2 separate regions of the Mus musculus genome follow, and region 1 is linked to region 2. A link is a contact called in ENCODE POLR2A ChIA-PET data. All regions are on one chromosome and are shown on one strand. Each heading gives the region's core, a stretch centred on a gene start or an enhancer-like site at or near the end of the contact. The rest is flanking DNA. Distances are from core to core; before and after follow the strand shown. Region 1 holds the start of Cited1 (Cbp/p300-interacting transactivator with Glu/Asp-rich carboxy-terminal domain 1). Region 2 holds the start of Rps4x (ribosomal protein S4, X-linked).

Region 1 (5,048 bases), core at 1,554-4,053, 63 kb after region 2:
CTAGTAGTCCTATGCCACAGGCCTCTTCTAACCATTGGCCAAGTCGTCATACCTGAACTTACCCAGATGGCTACTAAAGCCATGGATGGATTCTCTTGCCCAAGTGCAAAAGAGATAAGGGAACGAGGGGGGGGGGCAAGATAAAACAAAACACCCTCCTCAAACTGGGAAAATTAAGGACCCCAACAGTCATTTCTCAAAGGGGCTAGAATTTGCTAGGACTCTACCCTCCTTCTTACTCCCAGTGGTCATTAAGAATGTGCTGGCTTCTAAAGTTACCATTATCCCCCTATTTTCCCCCTTTTGATATCAGCCTACTGGGGGGAAAAGGATGGAAGCAAAAGAGAAAACACGGGGGTGGGGTGGGGGTGGGGGTAAGGGAGAGGCACTTGCTGGGTTCCGCACCACTGCTTGACTGAAGAGGCAACCCTAGGATATTTCAGCCATCTATCTCAAGACAAGGGCGCCTAAGGTGCACCGTCGTCAGGAGGGCCAGCACTGCCCTGCCACTATTTCAAGTTCCTCATCGCTTCATCTTCCTATCCATCTTCTTTCTCCCGTGCGCTACTCGTACCCCAGTGTACTAAAAAAGGAAAAAAAAAAAAAACCCAAGAGCAACAAGAAGGGGCGGGGGAAATATGAGGAAAGTGCGTGTGTTCTGGTGTGGGCTCGCCGGGCAGGCTCTTGTAACATTTCCCTCGTGGCGCGCCAGCCCGCACCCCTCGGGAAGCTCCGGAGTCCGTCTAAGAGGCGATTGCATACCCCCCACCCCCACCCAACAACCCCAGTTTCTGTCTCCTACCCCACCCTTCCGTTCATTTGAGGGAAAAAACTTGGTTGACGGATGTCTGGGTCTGCTCCGAGCCACGAAGTGGTGACCGCGGAGCAGCGGCGAGGCTCCGCGGGGAAAAAAAAAAAAAAAAAAGCGGCGCAACAAGTGCGGACTCCGCGGCTCGCGTCTCCTGCCTCCCTCCCGCCGCCCGGCCTCGCCTGGCTACCCTCCGAGAAAGCCTTCGCCAACGCTGTTGGAGGGTGAGAAGAGGAAAGAGAAGGGGGGTGGGGTGGGAAGAGCGCGGCAGGTGGGGGGGGGTCATCTCGAACCTGTCCCGAGAGCAAAAGTTAAAATGGCACCAACCGGTATACTCCACCTCCATTGCTACTGAGAAATCTAAATGTCCAAACAGCACTGCGGCTTGGCTTGCACGCTCTCCAAGCAGCCCAGCTAGACTCGCCACCTTAAAACTAAAGGCCCCTTGTTTACGGACAGCTCGCCGGGGCCTCCTCGACGCGCCCGGAGAGAGCCACCGAGGCGGGCTTGGCCGAACGGAGCCCGGCACGCCAGGCGCGAGCACCAGTGCCGGAGGGCTCCAAGCGTCCTTTACCTCAGGTGCTCAGAAGCAGACAGGCGACGAAGCACGGGGTCTCCGCGTCAGCGCGACTTTGGGGACCCGCAGCGTCTCCGCGCGCGGGGGCGCACTTTGGCGCCAGCGGCAGTGGCTCGCGCGCCTCACAGACACTTCCGAGCGCCCTCGGAGCGTCCGCTGCTGCCGCTGCTCGCAGCTGGCTAGCAAAGATTCGAGGTGCCGAGGTGGGTGCGATAACTTAACCCAAGGTCACAACGTTAAAAGTGGCATGGTTCAGACTAGCTGTCCCGCCCCTGATCAGGCTCCCCGTGAGGCAGAGGCTGGGCGCCGCGCGGCCGCTTCCCCCGAGAGGGGCGTGTGCACGGGGGTCGTGCTGCGTGGGGAAAGCAAGTTGCCAGAATGTTCCAACTTGCAGCACGCAGCTTGGCTGAGTTCAGCCAGAAGCCCTTCTCGCTTCCAGCCCCCCAGGAAACAAGAGCTTTGTGCGGCCCCCGAGCGGCCTGATGCAGTCCTGGGTATTGGCAAAGTCGGGGAAGCAGAGCCGGAGAAAGCGCGGGCGCCGGAGTGGATGTGCTGCGGGTTTCTCCGGACAAGTGGGCTCCGCGTCCCGCGGGCCGGCCCGGGCTGCCGCCCCTCTGCCCGGCAGCTCCGGCAGCAAACAAGTCCCCCAGCCCCGCGGCCAGCTTGGCCGCCTCCGGTGCCCTCGGCCCCTGCTGCCCAGCCCAGCGTCCTGCCGGGCGGCCCGGCTTACCTCCGCGAAGCTGCTTGCCCGGGAGAGGAAAGCTCACAGGAGCTGAGGTACGGACGAAGCGACCTAGCCCCGAGCCCCCTTGGCACGCACACTGCCGCCGCCGCCGCTAGCCACTCGCTTCAGAGTCCCCAGCCGCACGGGCGGCCACGCGACCCCAGGGCGCCTGGGAAAAGCCTGCACCGCCGCGCCGCGCCGCGCCGCCGCACCGCACCGGGCAGCGCCGAGCTGCCCCGACCCGCGCTCTTGCCGGCCCGCAGCTCCGGCGCCCGGACTCCGGGGCGGTGGCGATCACAGCCACCACGCTTGGTTCTCGGCGCGGGGACCGGGCTCTTAAGCCCCCACTGCCTCCCGTAGAGCCCTGGCGCACAAGCACACAGCAGCAGGCTGGCCTCGGCTAGGAATCCCAGGAAGGACAGACCCCTTTCCCCCCTTTTTTCCCTCTCCCCCCAATTTTCACGTCTTTATAACCAGCTTAGAGCATTATTAGCACATGTCCTGGCTCGTGGGCGAGTTGGTGGCAAAATCTGAACTGGATACTTACGGAGGGCCCGAGTGGGTGCTGTGCCTTCCTCGCGTCTGGTCCTCTCTGCCAGGAGCAGCCCCGCGCCGATAGGTTGTGGGAGGAGCAGCCGGGCGGAGCTAGCTTCCTCACCGCAGCTCGGCAGCGCACTTCTGCAGCTGTGCCGCCGGGAACATTTTATAGCGGCGGGCTGGCGTGTGTGGCCCTTTAAAGGCGCTCGAGCTGGTGCAGTCACCGTGGATCTTGTGAAAGCAAAGGGCGGGCTAGGGAACAGAGTGCGTGCGTCCCCTCCTGTCCCTCAGCCCTGGGGGCACGACGCAGCTACTGGGGTGGGGCTGATGGTCTCTGATTATGGTCACTTCTCGCCCAGTGCTCTGGCCTATACTTGTTTTTCTAAAACTAGTGACAGCCCGAACCTGGGACGTGGGCTCTCCCCACCACCCTGCATGGACTTGCCCAATAAATTCCACTTAGTAATTTTACCGAGGCGAGGGAGAGCTGTTAGTGTCTGTTTTCTGACCTAAATCAAGTGGGTCGCCAGGACGGGCTTCAATGGATAGAGAGAAGAGCTGTTGGCTTAGGGAAAGGTCCAGAAGAGGGACTTGCACACGGGACGGTGTAGGCAAGGCACGGGTCTTAGTTTTCTGCAGGGCTTCCTCCGAGCCGGTTTGCTCTTTTTGAGCTATGTCTTCTCATCGTGGAATGGCCGAGGTTGGCGTGTCCCTTACCCCCTAAACTCCCTACATTTTGTGCAGGGGCACTTAGAGAGATCATATGGCAGCGGTGGCTTCCCTCAAGGCCCAAGGTTGGTTTCAAGGCTTTCTGTCCTGTGGTCATCCAGGGCAGAAGGAGGCTGGCAGGATGCGACGACGCTGGGAAATGCTGTTCTACCGGACCGTGGGGCTAGGTGCATGCATGCAACTCACATGGCTCACGGAAAAGCCAAGAACAGGCAGCGGGTTCGAAAAGATTGCCACTGAGTTCGCAGAGATTCCTCTTGCCACGATGCCAGGTTATTTTATTATGATTATATAATTATTCACATCTAGCAAGAATAACATCTTGCACGTAGAGCACGTCTCTTGTGTTGGTAAGGTGTCTTACAATCCTCACTGAAAGATATCTGGGGCTTCTCATTTCAAGGCATGTTCCCTGTGGGTAGAAACTCTCACCTCATTCACCCCTTGCAGGAAGGCCACCAGGATTACTGTCCTCTAATCAAGCCTCCCCCATTCCCACCCTACACCCCCCCCCCCACCGTCCACACACACACTCCTTCCATTCAACAATTCAGTTTATACTGTTTGGAAAACATTGTCGTTTGAAAAAGTACGATGTTAAGGAAAAGGGGGTGTGAGTGGGGGGAGGACTGTTACAGAGTCATTTCACTGTCTGTGTCTTGTGTCTTTTTAGTTGGCTTTGATGACCTGAAGATCTTTTTTCTTTCTGATTTTTTTTTTTTTTTAGGATCGCAAAGTGTCCTTAATTTGCTCTTCTAACAGAGTCGTGTTTGTTGATGAAATGACCGGCTTGCTGACAAAGAGGGGGCACAAATGGAGGCACAGAATTAGGCCCTTCTTTGGCATTTGGAGGAAGCTGGGGTGAGTACCCTGAGTAATTAGGGGACCCTTTCCCCTTGGTAGGCTGAAAAGCTGCCTCTCTTCATTGCTGATTGCTTTGGCCCCTCCCACTCTGCTCCAACTCAAAATCGGGGAAACAACCACACTCCCCACACCATCGCTACACTTTTCCACTTGGATTGTGGGTTGTGCCTAGTTCCCTGTTGAGAAAAGGTACAATCTATAGGGATCCCAAAGCTCTACTGGGGTAGCAGGCAAGGCACCCTTCCAAAGCCTCCTTAATATTTGCCGAAGATGAGAAAAAGTTTTTGTGAAAGCAATCAGTAGAGGAATGGACTTAGGCTTTTGAATTACAGTTGCTAATTTGGACCCCTGACCTGCCCCCTTCTCCTCTTGTTGGACTCTAGAGCTGGTTCCTAAACTGCAGATGCAGCTGGGTTGCAGGCTCCGGATCCCGGACCCGTGGATCCGCCCTCCATCTATTGGATGGCTCCCAGGCCAATTGTTAGAAAGAGGCATATGTTCATCTCAGCTTCTGGAGTGTCTCCGGAGCAGTTGCTCAACAGCTAGCCCCTTCCCCCATCCGGATCATTGAAGGGCAGAAAAGGTGTGCCCTCCATCACATTTCTATATGCCCAAGTTCCAGAAAGCCCCCTACACCACCGGTGACTTCCTGTCATCTCCACTGGCCACCTCCCATGGAGTAGGAATGAGAAGGGCTTTTAGCACTCAGCATTGAAGCAGAAAAGCCATCTATTTCCTTTTGGGGGAATGGGAGTTGAGGTTAGTGGCAGAAGCTGAGAGGGGGCAAAGAAGACATTTGCATTTCTAGG
Region 2 (5,416 bases), core at 1,305-3,804:
AGCCCTAAACCTACGTGAAAAGCCACCTAAAACTGAACTAAGCAAAGATAGTAAATTAAACCAACGCCCCAAAGATTACCGGTTTCTTGTACCTCTAACCCACCCAAAAAGCAAAGGTAGACCCACAAATGGAGACATGGCAACATGCCAAATAGATTGCCAACTCCTTTATGTTCCAAGGAATACTTCAAAATTAATCCCAAGAAAGGATGTCGTGTTTCTACAAGACACCAAAAGTCAGTGCTCTAATTGCCACAAGAAAGCTCCACCCCAAGATATCTAGCAACAGACCTTACAGAGGCTGAGGGGCTGGGGTGTAGGTCCGAGATCAAGCATGTGCTTTGCCACGTGAGAAACGGGGTTGAGTACCCAGTAAGTTAAACCATGCAACAGGTCCCCATCGATCTCATCTCTAGGCACACAATTCTAATGAAATCTGTTGACTCATCTCTCACTTCCATGATCTAACTTAGAAACTAATTTTAGAGGAAACTACCCAGCCCGCTTGCCACACCAACCTTGGCCTCCTCCGGTGTAATACGATGAACAGCAAAGCGACCCTTGGTGTCATAGATCAGACGGAAGTTCTCTCCGGTCTTGTCAATGCTGATGACATCTGATATCAAAGAATAAGGTTACCACAGCAACCCTCACTACACTCCTAACTGAGCTGGGGGATGTGTGTGTGTGAGCCCATTTTATCAAGACTCCACATAAACTTTAAATGGGAATTTGGGTTTCAGAAGCTATCCCCACAATATTTAAGTAACAGCCCAACAGAGATTCTGATCCAGTAGGTCTGTATGGGAGAGTAGCAAGAAATTCAAAATTTAAAAAGGAATAAAAGCCCAGTAGCCAAACCTCTCCATATTACCGTGCCAGGGTAGGGGTGAAGACGAAGACCAGGAAAGCCTGGCACTTTCCCAGTCACCTGCCACTATTGGGAGTTAAGGGCCTGTGGCCACTACCGATCCTGATTACTCACCCATAAACCCAGCAGGGTAGGTTATATCGGTCCTGACTTTCCCATCAATCTTAATGAATCGCTGCATGCAAATCTTTTTTACTTCATCTCCAGTCAGGGCATACTTAAGTCTGTTCCTTAGGAAAATGATGAGAGGCAGGCATTCCCTCAGCTTGTGAGGACCAGTGGATGGACGAGGAGCCTGGAAAGTTTTAGGAAAATTACTACACCAAAACTTGGGTTATTTTACATGGGGGGGGGGTCGCTAGAAGATTCCTCAACATTTTCTCCTCCAAAGAATGAGGCCTGCTACTTTGAGACCTGAGTCTATGTATCCACCATCAGTGTACTATGGAATACATGGAGTAGATGAAACAGATGTATCAAAATTGAGGTAGGACACAGGTCTTTAAGACAGCCAAAGATTCTCTACATTCAACTCCACAAATATGCTTGTTAAAGGTATGTCTACCTTTCACACCACAATACTTACAAACACGCCAGTCAACTTATCCAGCATCCAATGTTTTGGAGCAGCTACACGCTTCAGGTGTTTCTTGGGACCACGAGCCTGGAAGAAGTTTTCAAAGTAACGTTGTTACATTGTTTCAGGTCTTTCCAGCAAAGCCTACGGCGTAAATCCTTCAATGAACTGACTTTCGAACTTTCCCAATTAACAAAATGTGGGCAATATTGAAAGCGCCGGGTCCCAGTAAAACGTAGAAAAGACAGATAAGCATCAATAGGCCAAACCCAGTATTCGCACCTTAGCGATTCCCATTTTTTACAGTTATGCCAGATGTCTCCATTATGCCTGCTCACAAAAATTAGCCTTTCATAGCACACTTGCGAATTACCCAGTGATTCAACCCTAGACGCACAGGCAGATAGGGACAGAAAATGGCCCAGGACCGTATCTCAATTGTCAATCGAAAAGTATAGTATTAGAACACAGCCATCTGGATCGAAGGTTTCTGGTACAAAGATAAACTCTAACTCCGGCACTGGCACTACCACGTGTACTGCTCCTTTGTATACTAAAGAGTCGAAGTTTCACATTCGAAAGCGGAAGGAAGCTTTTTGTAATGCTTCGTACACTTACCAGCTACACAACATATAAAGTAAGTCCGTGCCAAAAGATAGACAAATGCACAAGTAAGAGCTAATCCTTCAAGCAGACCCTGCGCCCACATGCCCAAAGCTTCAATCTGCACTCCCGGGCCCTCGAAGTTCTTCCCCAAGTGGAAAAGCATTTCTCCCTGGGCAAGGGGATGTGTGATTAAGCCCAAGGCCTTGCTTGCCCTCTGCGGCAGACTTCCCATCCTAGCTCAGACCAGTATTCTCCCTTGCCGCCAAGCCCATCTCTGCCAGCCTGCAGCAGAGCTGCTTTCGCCTCCACCCTGTAGTCGACCGCGGGAGCCCTGATAACCCGGGCAGCATCGGTCAGGGAGGATGGAAGCCGATGCAACCCAAGAGCTCGCTGTACCCCTGCCTTACCATGGCTGCGCTAGGAACGGAAAGAGACTCGCCTTCTTCCGGCGAACGAAGAAATTAGGGTCGGAGGCTGCGCGCGCGCTGGAGCCTGGGTTGCTCCGCCCAGCCTCAGACTTTCCCAGCGGGCGGGGACTCTCTCTTGCCATCTGCTGGTGGGAGGTCAGAGGTCCCAGGCTGGGAAACTGAGGCTGAGAGAATCTCCCAAAAACTGTTTTTCCTCAGTCCTTTCTCTTCTTTGTGCCGAGTGATGAGTGCTGGGGATACCCAGACCAATCGCACCAGATAACTGCCCGCAAGGAGAGTTCTGTTAGATGGCTGAGTGATAAAAAGATACATTTTAATACTCGATACTTTTCTTATACAAAGTTTCTCTAATCTTCCAGAGTTACCAGTCCAATCAGCCAGCCCCATGCTAAGCGAAAGGTTTGGCCAACGGCATGTTTCTCTTTGCTTTTGTAAAGATTGCTGAGGCACTGAGCCATCCAGGGTGAGATGGTAGGCTCTCTGCTTGAACCTGGCATCCTGCGCATCCACTCCTGTAGAACACATTTGACATTTATTGTACTGTAAGTGGAAGAGAGGGAACATTAGAGAGTATCTGGTTTTGCCTAGCCAGTATGTAGACCTAGCTGTTCTACTTTTGAAGCTGCTGTGTTAGAGTGGTGGCACTGGCTGCCCTTCATTCACCATTTTCTGCTCTCTTAGTTATCTGTGGCCTCCCACAGGTCGATGAAGTCTGCCCATCATAAACCCAAAGATCCAGTCCCTTCAAACTATTATGAAAGGGGTATTTTTCAGCCTCACCTTTCCTCTTTCTCCTGTCCCTCCCCTCTCTCTCATATGTGTGTGTGCAGTTGTTATCATTTATTTGTTATCATTAGTGGCTGCTAGGGAATGAGTCACTTTTTCATATATATATATATATATATGCAAATGAAATATACATTTTGGGGGGGGGGTTCGAGACAGGATTTCTCTGTGCAGCGTTGGCTGTCCTGGAACTCACTCTGTATACCAGGCTGGCCTCAAACTGAAATATACATCTTGAGACAGAGCCTCATTATGTAAGCCAGGGTAGTCTCAGACTCATCATTTTTCTGCTGAGAGTTGAGTTACAGGCATGCACCCCCACAGTCTATATAGTACAAGCAAGCAGACTATATCTTTATTTTTAACTTTTGAGACAGGCTCTTCTAGACAGGCTAGGCTGACCTGCAGCTTGAGAGAGGTCATCTGCCTCATCTTCCCAAGTGCTGGGTGATACGTTACTTCGCCACTGTAGGTGAAATGAGACAAATCAAGCAGAATTAGATTATATTAAATGCAGGTTTATTGGAAAGGTGCTCTCGGGCAAGTTCACTGGCCCCAAGGACTGAGGCTAGGGGAGTCACAATGGGAAGGAAGAGATGGGGGGAGGGGGAAGAGAGGGGAGAGGGAAGAAAGAGGGGAGGAGAGAGAGGGGGAGGGGAAAACAGAGGGCAGGGGAAACAGAGGGGGAGGGGGAAGAGACAGGAGAGTGGGAAGAGGGAAGGGAAAAGAGAGGGGGAGAGGAGGAAGAGAGGAGAGAGAGGGAGGGAGGGGGAGAGAGAGAGGAGAGAGGGGAGAGAGAGAGAGGAAAATATCTGGATTATATAGGGAGCTTCTGGGGAAAAGGCAGCTCACCTCCTGGGCTGGGAAGTTCAGGCTTGGGGGCAGGGTCTGCCAGCTAGGGATTGAGGGATGCGGGGAGAATCTGGAGGCCAGGTCTGCTTTCATATGTAAAATATGCACCTCAGTCTCCTGTCCCAGGGTCTGGGATGATAGGCATGTGCCACTATGGCCAGCCTATAGTTTTATTTCTTTTCTTCCTCTTCTTTTTTAAAGATTTATTTATTATTATATGTGAGTACACTATCACTGTCTTCAGACACACAAGAAGAGAGGGCATCAGATCTCATTATGGATGGTTGTGAGCCACCATGTGGTTGCTGGGATTTGAACTCAGGACCTTTGGAAGAGCAGTCAGTGCTCTTAACCACTGAGTCATCTCTCCTGCCCCTTATTTGTTTGTTTGTTTGTTTGTTTGTTTTTCGAGACAGGGTTTCTCTGTGTAGCCCTGGCTGTCCTGGAACTCACTCTGTAGACCAGGCTGGCCTCGAACTCAGAGATCCACCTGCCTCTACCTCCCAAGTGCTGGGATTAAAGGCGTGTGCCACCACTGCCCGGCCCTAGTTTTATTTTAATTGATATATACCAAGTGTACAGATTTATGGGGCACAGTATTGCATGTTTATGCATGTATATAATGTATAATAATCAGCTCAGAGCAGTTGCCACATCTTCACCTCAGAACTTTATAAATTCTTTGTGTTGGAAGCATTCAGTATCCTCTCTACTACTTCTTTTGAAGCATCCAACCAAATCGTTTCAACCATCACTACCCTACTGTGTATCTGTTCACCATCCTTTCCATCCTCCCCAGGTGCTGTTAGCCACTAGTCTTTACTTCTTTGTGATTAGCTTTTAATACAATTAATTTATTTTCTAGTCTTATTTATCTTATTCTTGTTTATGACTGTTTGGTGTCATGTAGTCTGTGCACCACTTGCATGTCTGCTGTTCCCAGAGGTCAGAAGAGAACCTTGGATCCCCTGGAACTAGAGTCATGCATAGTGTGAGCTGCCAGGTAGATGCTGGGAGTTCAACTCAGGTCCTCTCCAAGAACAAGTGCTCTTAACAGCTGAGACATCTCTCTAGCTCCTTTATATACTTAAAAAGAAATAATATCATCTTGATTCTCCCACAGTTGTGTGTGTGTGTGTATGCACACACACAAGTGTATAATGTATTTTGGTTGTATTCACACACGCCCATTCCCCCTTTGCCACCTGCTTCATGCTCCCTCTGGGGCCCTTCTTCCCAATATGCCCTCTTCATACTTGTATTTTTTGTTTTTGTTTCTGTATCGTTTTTTAGACG

The links. ChIA-PET counts read pairs that join two places held with the same protein, here RNA polymerase II (POLR2A).
Region 1: POLR2A ChIA-PET joins it to region 2 with 18 read pairs in Patski. The contact joins the promoter of Cited1 here to the promoter of Rps4x in region 2. POLR2A ChIA-PET finds 5 or more read pairs at or near these places in 3 of 5 experiments (Patski and embryonic stem cell).

What each region holds. Positions count from the first base shown.
Region 1 is chrX:102,249,378-102,254,425 of GRCm38, forward strand. Cited1 (Cbp/p300-interacting transactivator with Glu/Asp-rich carboxy-terminal domain 1) reads right to left here and starts at 2,804. Exons shown (of 3, transcript NM_001276466.1): 1 at 2,657-2,804. It overlaps Gm14858 (predicted gene 14858), which reads left to right and starts at 3,274. Exons shown (of 3, transcript NR_040285.1): 1 at 3,274-3,647; 2 at 4,103-4,236.
Region 2 is chrX:102,186,837-102,192,252 of GRCm38, forward strand. Rps4x (ribosomal protein S4, X-linked) reads right to left here and starts at 2,555. Exons shown (of 7, transcript NM_009094.2): 1 at 2,462-2,555; 2 at 1,458-1,535; 3 at 986-1,166; 4 at 519-616. The coding sequence starts at 2,464.